Regions from separate parts of the Homo sapiens genome. Here region 2 is linked to region 1. The links are chromatin loops, found by intact Hi-C in ENCODE. Cell type or tissue: PC-3. All regions are shown on one strand.

Evidence for each region. A loop is a pair of places that touch in the nucleus more often than their neighbours do. Peaks named below come from ENCODE experiments on the same cell type or tissue, not always from the same donor. Only the 100,000 strongest peaks of a DNase experiment are listed, where the experiment ranks them.
Region 2: a loop joins it to region 1, with 4 times the contacts of the local background. A loop is called at or near these places in 2 of 110 quality-filtered maps.

The regions. Positions count from the first base shown.
Region 1 is chr7:133,832,281-133,837,280 of GRCh38, forward strand. All of the region lies in intron 11 of EXOC4 (exocyst complex component 4), which reads left to right. Among named protein-coding and RNA genes, the nearest start is that of LRGUK, 290 kb to the right of the region's middle. In PC-3, no CTCF peak of the experiment used is centred here; no DNase peak of the experiment used is centred here.
Region 2 is chr7:133,768,919-133,773,918 of GRCh38, forward strand. The region is part of intron 10 of EXOC4 (exocyst complex component 4); the gene reads left to right. LOC124901749 (a long non-coding RNA gene) reads left to right here. Exons shown (of 2, transcript XR_007060533.1): 2 at 1-2,570. Among named protein-coding and RNA genes, the nearest start is that of LRGUK, 360 kb to the right of the region's middle. RefSeq lists an enhancer at 2,278-2,572. In PC-3, no CTCF peak of the experiment used is centred here; a DNase peak (open chromatin) is centred at 2,403; H3K27ac peaks cover 534 bases.

The DNA of each region.
Region 1 (5,000 bases):
AATCCTAGGATTCCATGATATCCCAAATGATGTTTTTAATTTGCATACATTAATGTTCATTCTTTGTGCTTTAAAGTTCTGTGAGTTTTGACAATGCAAAATGTTGTGTGTCTACCATGATGATATCACACAGAATGGTTTTTACTACCCTAAAAAATTCCCATGCTTCACCTATTCAACATTTCTCTCTTTTTAAGACTCTGGCTGTCACTGATTTTTTAACTGTCTCTATAGTTTTACCTTTTCCAGAATTTGTATCATTGGAATCATACAAGAAGTAGCTTTTTCAGACTGGCTTCTTACACTCAGCAATATGCTTAAGATTCATTCATGGCTTTTCACGACTTGATAACTCATTTCTTCTTATCATTGAATAATATTCCATTGTATTGATAAACCACTGTTTCTAAAATACATTCACATATTGAAGGACATCTTGGTTGCTTCCATTTAGAGTTATTATGAATAAAGCTGTTATAAACACTTATGTTTAGTTTTGTGAGGATATAAGCTTTCAAATCAGTTGGTTTTTTTATGTATTGAAATTGTAGGGGTCAGTGGGCTTGTGGTGGTGGTAGGGGCAGATTTACAAGTAAACAAGTATATCACAATGGTAAGTGCTTTCATAAAACTATAAATATAACATGTAAACTGTTGAATCTACATAAGAAAAAGGCAAAAGTAAAAATACTTAAATCATTCTTAGGCTCTCCTATAGAAAATATAATATTTAGCAGTTCTTTCCAGGAAAAACACTCCCTTAACACACACATATGCACACACATGCACACACACATACACACCCCAAACCAACCTAACTTGCTGTAGACACACTGTTAAAGCTCTAGCAAAGACCACAAGGCAGGTGGTAGACTCTGCAAAACTTAACACAATGATTTTTCTTCTTCCAACTCAAATAATAGGAGAGAAATTTCACGTAAAGGTGAATAATCAGTCCCTGAGAAGGAAAAAAAAAAAAGGCCTAGGGATGTTTAGGTATCTGGAAACCTGGAATTGATTAATAAGACAAAAGAACAAATATAGTTATTTTACCAAGTCATTTAGAGATAGCAACAAGTCATTTTTTTCTGGGATTTGGGGTTCCTCCCAGATATTTCTTATAGAGGGAGCTAAACCCGAAGGAGTGTACCAAATAGTAAATGAAATCTTCCTTTGTCAAGAGCTAACTAGGAGTTGTTTTTGTTAAGCTTCTGGGAAGAGATGGCTTTGACCAGGTGGCCTTTTAGAGGCCTCTTGCTTCCAGCTTGCACACTTTTGTTTGGTTGGTTGGTTGGTTTTTGAAACAGGGTCTCACTCTGTCACCCAGGCTGGAGAGCAGTAGTACAGTCATGGCTCACTGCAGCCTTGATCTTCTGGACTCAGATGATCCTCCCAACTCAGCCTCCCAGGTAGCTGGGACCACAGGCATGTGCTACCACACCCACCTAATTTTTTTGTATTTTTTGTAGAGACAGGGTTTTGCCATGTTGGCCATGCTGGTCTCAAACTCCTGGGCTCAAGCGATCAGCTTGCCTCGGCCTCCCAACATGTTGGATTTATAGATGCAAGTCACCGTACCTGGCCCTTGCACAACTTTCAATATTAGGTGGCTGATTCAGCTGGGCCAGTTAGAACCTCACTTATATACCAGTTATTGGTGAAGAAGGTAGAATAGAGAAAGAGAAGTATGTTTACCGCCTAGCAGATGGAACACACAGGAAGGGGTACCAAGCACACCCCCCTTGAATGCACAGTGACCCCTGCATATTAGTAAGATATAATATAATCTCAGAGGCTTGACTAGATTAAAAAGCTGTCCTTATTTGAAGCAGAATTGTGGGATATGATGAGGTTTCTCTTCAAATAATCTGATCAATCTTTTATTCTTTAATTCATAATACTCTCCACCCCTTTTCCCTTTTTCTCCTTTTTTTCCTTTTTGCCTTTGTTAGATACCCAGGCATGCCACAGTACCAGACATTATCAGTACTGGCTCACATTCCTTACCTTATTTGGAAAGAGGACTAATTTTCTAGCTCATTACAGACACCCCTTCCCCTTCCTCTCCACTTCCTTTTAAGTGCCCACCTTATCTTAAAAAAATCAAATGTTTAGCCAACCGGGATTAGTTTAGATTGTACAACCTTACCCTGGCCAATGAGGAAAGGGTATGGGGCAGGACTTGCATCAGGAATAAAGACTCTCGTACCCCTTTGTTCAGGTGTGCTCTCATGGCAACTGGCCAAGGAGGCACCCCTCTGCGCAGAAGTAAAATTGTTTTTCTAAGAATCCTTTGTTCCAGTGTTCAATTTCGTTAGGATTTTGAGCGTTATTCCTAACAAGAATTAATAGGGTGGAAGGAGTATGAGCAGAGGCGCCAAAGTATAAGTGCAGAAAGAACTTTCTCCAACAGCCAGCATGACAAGAAATTTGTAAACAGCAAGTGATAGAAGTGTTTTGATACATAGAACATAAATAATAGGAAATTTAAGATTTCTCTTTAAGTGAATGATATAGTTTGGCCGTGTCCCCACCCAAATCTCATCTTGAATTGTAACTCCCACAATTCCCACCTGTTGTGGAAGGAAACCAGTGGGAGGTGATTGAATTATGGGTTGGGGGGGTCTTTCCTGCACTGTACTCATGATAGTGAATGAGTCTCACGAGATCTGATGGTTTTAGAAATGGGAATCTCCCTGCACAAGCTCTCTTTTTTTGCCTGCTGCCATCCATGTAAGATGTGACTTGCACCTCCTTGCCTTCTGCCATGATTGTGAGGCCTCCCCAGCCATGTGGAACTGTAAATCCATTAAACCTCTTTCCTGTATGAATTTCCCAGTCTTGGGTATGCCTTTATCAGCAGTGTGAAAATGAACTAATACAGCGAAAAATAAAAAAGTCAGAGATAAGTTATAATTTATGTTATAGTCATGAAGCCCAAATATCTGAGACAGGTCTCAGTAAATCTAGGAAGTTTATTTTGCCAAATTTAAGAATGTGTGCCCATGACGCAGCCTCAGGAGATTCTGACAACATGTGCCCAAGGTGGTCGGGGTGCAGCCTTGTTTTATACATTAAGGACACATGCAACGTCAATACATGTAAGATGTACATTGGTTTGGTCCAGAAAGGTGGGACAGTTCGAAGTGGGACGGGGCTTTGTGTTCATAGGTAGATAAGAGACAAAGGGTTGCATTCTTTTGAGTTTCTGATTAGCCTTTCCAAAGGAGGCAGTCAGATATGCATCTATCTCAGTGAGCAGAGGGATGACTTTGAATAGAATGGGAGGCAGGTTTGCCCTGAGCAGTTTCCAGCTTCGCTTTCTCCCTTTAGATTAGTGAATTGGGGGTCCCAAGATTTATTTTCCTTTCACATAGTTTAGTTGGTGAATGTTTTTAATTAGTCCCTGGGTAAGTATATTTTTAAAAATCATGCTATAGTTCATATATTTGTCTAAAGTGCATTAGTTAAATATTTATGTGATTATATATTTATATTGTCGGCTTTTTATGGAGTCATTTTATAGAAATCATCATAAATGAATGGAATGGAAGCTATCTTTACTCTTTCTCAACCAGCTTTATCTAGGGAAAACCAAGCTAACTGGCTCATGAAACTATTGACCAGATTAACTTCATGATTACTAACCCAATTATAGACCTTGTGCCTGGGTAGAAATAATTAATTGCCTTAGTGCTAGCTTAGCAAATGCAAATACCTCAATTAGTAGCAAAAATTCTATGCTTATTTCAATTCTGTTTCCTTATTTCTTTCAGGTTCTGGACATGTAGGCACAGGCTAGTTTACTTACATGATGGAAATATAATATAGCAGACAGGCAATGTTTTAACCAAACTCATACACATGGGATAATTATTCTAAGTCATAAATCTTTTTAATAAAAGCCTGATTGTGTATAGTTAGCCTACATTATTAATTTTCCCCAGCTAGCATTGGTATTCTCTATCATATAAAGGCTAGACTTCAATAGAATGTTAAGGCTGGAAGGTATACCTTGGAAATTAATTTCTTCGCTGGAGTCAAGTTCAACACATTAAGTGCTTTGTCTAAGATGACATATCTGGTAAATAGCAGATCCAATAGTAGAATCTAGGCCCTTCTCCTTCTGGCCAATTCTATTTTTGTTCTACCTGTTAACCTTTCATGTGCTGGATGGTTTATTTATATTGGATTTTAACAGCACCGACACTTGTACTGTAAAATAAATATTTTGTTCTGCTGAAGTTCCCGAAAAGTAACATCTTAAACCACCTCCTACTTAGGGTGACTTTGCCTTTCCTTTTGCTCCTCTCTCTAAAGGCAGAACACGTTTCACTCCAAAACCAAATAACGCACATTTCTCTCCTAATTTATGGTTTTCAAAATTTCAGAGTGTTTTTTTTTCCCCTTGCTGTCCAGAATGCTGTCTGAAAAGTCACAATGATTTAAATAATTGATGGCTACTTTATGAAATCGTCAGCCTGGATCCATCCTCCTGCCTCCCTCAACCGCAAGTCCTTGAGCAGCTAATCCTTTTATGTTGGATGCTTTATTTTTCCCTTCCTGGTTTCATTTAGATAATTATATTATTCACCCTGGAATATAATTGCCGTTATACTGTGGGGGATGTGGGAGTGAAGTAGGGTGGGAGCTGCCTGCTGCTGGCATCTGCAGGTTGTAAAATGTCTGTTACACTCTAGCCTCTAATTTTTTTGCCATCCCACCTTTTAAAGATTTAATTATACCTGTGTAAAAGCATAATTTGAAATCTGACTTATTATTCTTTTGGAAGATAAAAAAGATTAATCCATTGTTAAACATGAATAAGCATGGTACAATGGAAAAAACTTTGGCCTGGAATTCAATTGAACTAACAATTTTTGAATGCCTACTATGTGCCAGGGACAGTACTAAAAATTAGGAAGTGCGAAAATTTAAAGAAAAGGACTGTCCTCTAGGAGGGTTCATCCTGGTGATCTCCTACTAACTTGTGACATGTC
Region 2 (5,000 bases), 63 kb before region 1:
AGAGGCCACGACACTTAAACTGAGTCTTTCAGAATGAATGAGAAATTAGGCAGATGAAGACAGAGGGAAGGATGTCCTATGTGCCGTTAACGTGCAAATCACATACGCTTGGATGTCTGATACTTGGGCCGGTTAACTTCTCTGAACATGACTTTCCATATCTTCATTGAGTGTTTATCACAAAACATTGTGAGAATTGCACGTGCAAATGCAGGTAAAGAGGCTACTCAATCCTGGTGCATAGTCATTTACAAATAAGTTGGTTTCCACCATGGCACACGTATGCCTGTGTAACAAACCCACACATTCTGTACTTGTATCCGGAACTTAAAGTAAAATAAAAAATAAAAATACATAGATTGTTTTTTTTTTAAGTGTTGAAAGCTGGGCTTTCATTGCCAAAGAAGGCAAATGTTGGTGTTTCATAGCAGCTGAATTTGCCAACCACCTACCCAGTGGTTAGGCTACTAAAGTGGAAAGTTTCATTCCCAATTAATGCACCATTTTTCTCAGAGACTTTGAACAGACATGTTTTTGATCCATCAAATCTTTCTGTCCTGGGGTTGTGTTTGGTTTTTATTCCAATTCTAAGGTCTGTCTGAACACGCTGTGCCTTGAGCCATGTAGCACACAGAAGGACAAATGATTTCTTCTTATTATTCTTTTTATTAACAATTGAAGGGAATAGTTAACATTTAAGAAAAAAAAAGACTGACTTGAGAGAAACTTTTGGTTATTTTCTAGTGAGGGAAAAAAAGCTCTAAATGCAGTATGTCAATCTTGTTTCCTAGATAACAAAGCAAATCTAAAACAGTTTTGAACTTTTTTCCTTATTCCCTTTATCATGAATGTTTAATATCCAAAGGAGCCAATTTTTGTTGAGAATTAGCTTCCAGGTTTGGAGGCTATTAGCAATCACCACAGGGAGCCTCACACTCCAGTTCTATTTCCCATCCTTTTTCCTGAATCAGAATCATTTTCTGTGTAGTTATAGCAAGTGCCTCGGTTTTGCTAGCCTCATCTGCTGTTTTTAAATGTCAGCCTCTGCCAAGCTGAAACATCATGAAAGTAATCAAATTATGTATTAGGAAAGAGTAGATCATTGCTTCAATAAACTTGCCAAAATCAACATGTGTAGCCATCTATACATGTGGAATGTCACTTTGATCCCCCATAGCTATTTCAGTAATGTCATAAATGTTCTCATAATCATTTTATAATCATAATATTAGTTAACTATTACATTTTATCACTTAACTCGTGCTAAGCATTTAGCTTGTATTACCCACTTTACCTGTACAATAGTTCTCTCAGGTAGATGCTAGAGTGTTATCCAGGTTATTGTGAGGAAGCTAAGGCACAAGAAATTAAGCAACTTGCCCATTAGCCTACAGCTAACAGTCCTGGATTCATACCCAGGCCTGTGTGATTCCAGAGCCCATGCTCTTAAATGCTAGGCTACACCTCCTTCTTTTTATCCTTCTGTGATCGTTAAAAAAGACATGACAGTTGTTGCTGTAAACCATAATTTGATGTCTTATGATAACACTTAACTAGCTTATTGGTGGTTTTGTTTGTAAACATTGAAAGTAAGCTTTAGCCAATGCACACTTAATCAGATTTGTATTCAGCAAGTGTGCTTTTGCTAATAGTAAGCCAGACATTGTATCAGGCATCAGGGTAAACATACATATACATATGTATATGTCCCGACCTTGAGGAGGTCATATCTAGCTGGGGAAACTTACAAATTGTACATAATCCATTATCCACAATTCCAAATTCCAAAATGCTCTGAGAAATGAAATTTTTAAAATATGTAGACTCATTTAGCCTAATTCCTGAATTCATATGAGGCCACATTATATATAGCCTTTGTTTGTACCTCTTAATATAATTTTTCATACATGTGTTTGATTATGAGGTGCTACCCTAAGCTCTCCTGGCATTGTTGCATAATACATAGTAAATGCCCTGAAAACCTTTCTAAAATCTGAACTTTTTGAATTCTGAAATATATCTGGTCCTAAGAGTTTAGCAGAAGGGATTGTGGCCATACATGAATGGACATGTTGTAGCCCAGCAAAAGGAATGATTTACTTCCCATGATTGAGTTAAAGATTCACAGAAGAGGCTGCAGGCAGTGAAACTGGAATTTACCAAAGTTGTTTTGGCAGCCTAGGCAGAACTGAAGTTACAGCCAAAGATATAGACTTATAGAGAATCTGGGGAGGGTATACATGGAAGACAGGACTGGAAAGGCAAGTTGGCACCAGATTATGGAAGGCCTCCCATGTCACAGGAGAATGCATTCTTTTTCTATCAACTGACAGGCTCTTTTCTGATTTCCTTCAGCCTCATTTGCTGTTGTACCTTGCTTTGTTGCAGTGTGTCATGGATCCATTTGGAGAAGCTGATGAGTCATCTTGTGAAAGAAAAAATGAATTGAAGGACATTGCTTACTTTCTGTGTTGATTCAGGCCTCATTTCATCTTAACCCCCTAGTTAGAGGACATCAGTAATGATTCAGTCTCTGCAACTCATTCCTAAATAAAATTAATTGGAAAGTAGATAGCTCTCTAATAACCATGCTTGTTTTTGCATAATAGAAGGAGAAAAGGATTAAATTCTTTGTTCTAATTAATAGGAATGAAAATAGAATTGCAATCCGTGGTATGGCAAAATGAGAGAAAATAAGGCTTGTAAGTAATTTTCATGGTTGTTTAGGAATAATTGTTTCATTATTGAGTTAATAGTTTTTACAAACAGCTTCCATTTCCATATCATATTGCTACAGTCGCTCTTTATTGAGATTGCCTCGGCAGAAGATGACAAGAAGTTGTTTTAAATCCATCACTTGTCTAAAATATGAGTTCCAAAGTAGTTAGGGGAGGGTATGCAGCAGGAAAGAATGAGGTATGGGAGGGAAACAGGGGGTCAGATTGAAATCAGTTGATTAATAAGACAACAAAATTCATTCACCAGCTTGTTTCAAAGGAGACTCTTATTATTCTGGAAAGAAATTAGACATCAGATCCCTCATAGGCCCCAGGCTCTGACATGTGTTTTATAATGACAGTTAATTAGATACTGTCTGCAGCAATCATAGGCTGTCATTTCTAATACATTTCTGGGAAGTTGAAGGACAGGAGAAGTCACCCCCTCCTCATATTCCCCCTTCCCGTAACTGAAATCGGTTGCCAAAATTAACTGTGAATATATGAGGCACGAGTTCAACAATTATACAGCCGTTCTGCACATTTATGTTTCCTACTTAGTATGTACTCTGCATTCCAGGCTGGTCTGGGCATGCATTTTGCAGACAGAGATGTTACTGCAGCCCTGGTAATATTTAGGAACATCTCACACAGCAGTCTAACACCTGGTCTTAAGTGGAAGATGCCACTTGTCATTGCAACTTATGCATTAGAACACAAAGAATCTTTCACACCATTAAATTCAAACTAGCAGGCTTCCCTCTTTTCTAAAATAGAACTTGCAATGCATTAACTAAAGTCATCTATTCTCACATGTGCACCAGCACGGCACATGTATACATATGTAACTAACCTGCACAATGTGCACATGTACCCTAAAACTTAAAGTATAAAAAAAAAAAAAACCTTAAATTTGAATAATTCCTGCAGTAGTACTTAACCTAAATTTTTCATGCTTCCTTTTATCAAACATCATTATAACATGACCATAAAGTATAATATTTCTTAAAAACTAAGCCATGAGGTAGAAACCATGTTGAAATCATAGATGTTAACATTTTAAGCATTCTCAGAAATTCTCTAGTCCAATCATTTTGGTCTGCAAACAAGGACATTTGAGTCTCAGAATGCTAAAGTAATTTGCCAAGATTGTGCAGTTTCTGGGCAAGCCTGACTTGCAATTCCATTCTCCTGAGTTCTACGCTGTTACTCTTTCCCCTTAAGAGCACTACCTAGTGACATTACCTGAGTAACTTTGGGCTAAGCCCTGGATGTTTCTGAGCTTGAGAGTCCTAGTCTGTAAAATGGACATAGGAATAATATGTACCTCATAGAATTACAGTGAGCGTCAGTGGGGAAGCCACTCCAAAGCCTTCAGTAAGACTCCAAGCAACCTTACGTTGCCTTCTGATTGCTTTTATCCTTAGGTGTCCCTAGGTCATTGCTTTCATCCCAGAGCATGCCTGGAGCTTGTAAGTGCCTCCTAAGGGACATAAGAAGGCTCTCAGTGCCTTTGTGATTGAAAACCATACTATTTTATGGGCCACCCAGTACATTTGTTTCTTATTTTAGAGACATGCCCACTCAAGCCATGTGCTGAAATTCAAGCTTTTTCAACCCAAGTTATCATAACTGGTGTCTCTAGGACAGTGCTTCCCAAACATGCTTCCCAAACATGCCAGAGGAAGAATTACCTGGAGAATGTTTTAAAAGTACAGATTCTCGCTCCCTGACCCACTTAATGCCCTTCTGTCAATTCCCCTTGAAAGAAAACCTTTAGTACAAGAAGTGTGGAGAAGAGTCTGTTAATCTGTGTATTTACTAGGTTTTTATTATTATTATTATTATTATTATTATTTTTCTTTTTGAGCTCCCTGGACAATTGTGAAAAACAGCCAGGTTTTAGAGTGCCTGGCTCTATCAGAGCAGATCATACCATACCCAAAATATGCTAGCTTTAACAGCTGCTAAAATATCTGGGTACTTTTTGTGGGTTCTAATTAACTTTCACATGTTGGGGGTTGAAATATCATCAGTGAACTGATAATATAAATTTTTGGATGCACTGGCACTTCTTTCCTTGCACTTATGTACTCATTCATGCACAAAGCTATCCAGCACCCACTGTCACCACCCGGGCTACAACCCTTCTAATCTAAATGGATTATATAGTAGATAGCTGCTATTGTCTGTGAAGATAAGCCTGCTGTCTGCTACCAGTAGAAGACATGTTTGAGATTTGTTTCGTTTTATTTTATGGTGGTAGTGGTTTTAATCCCCTCA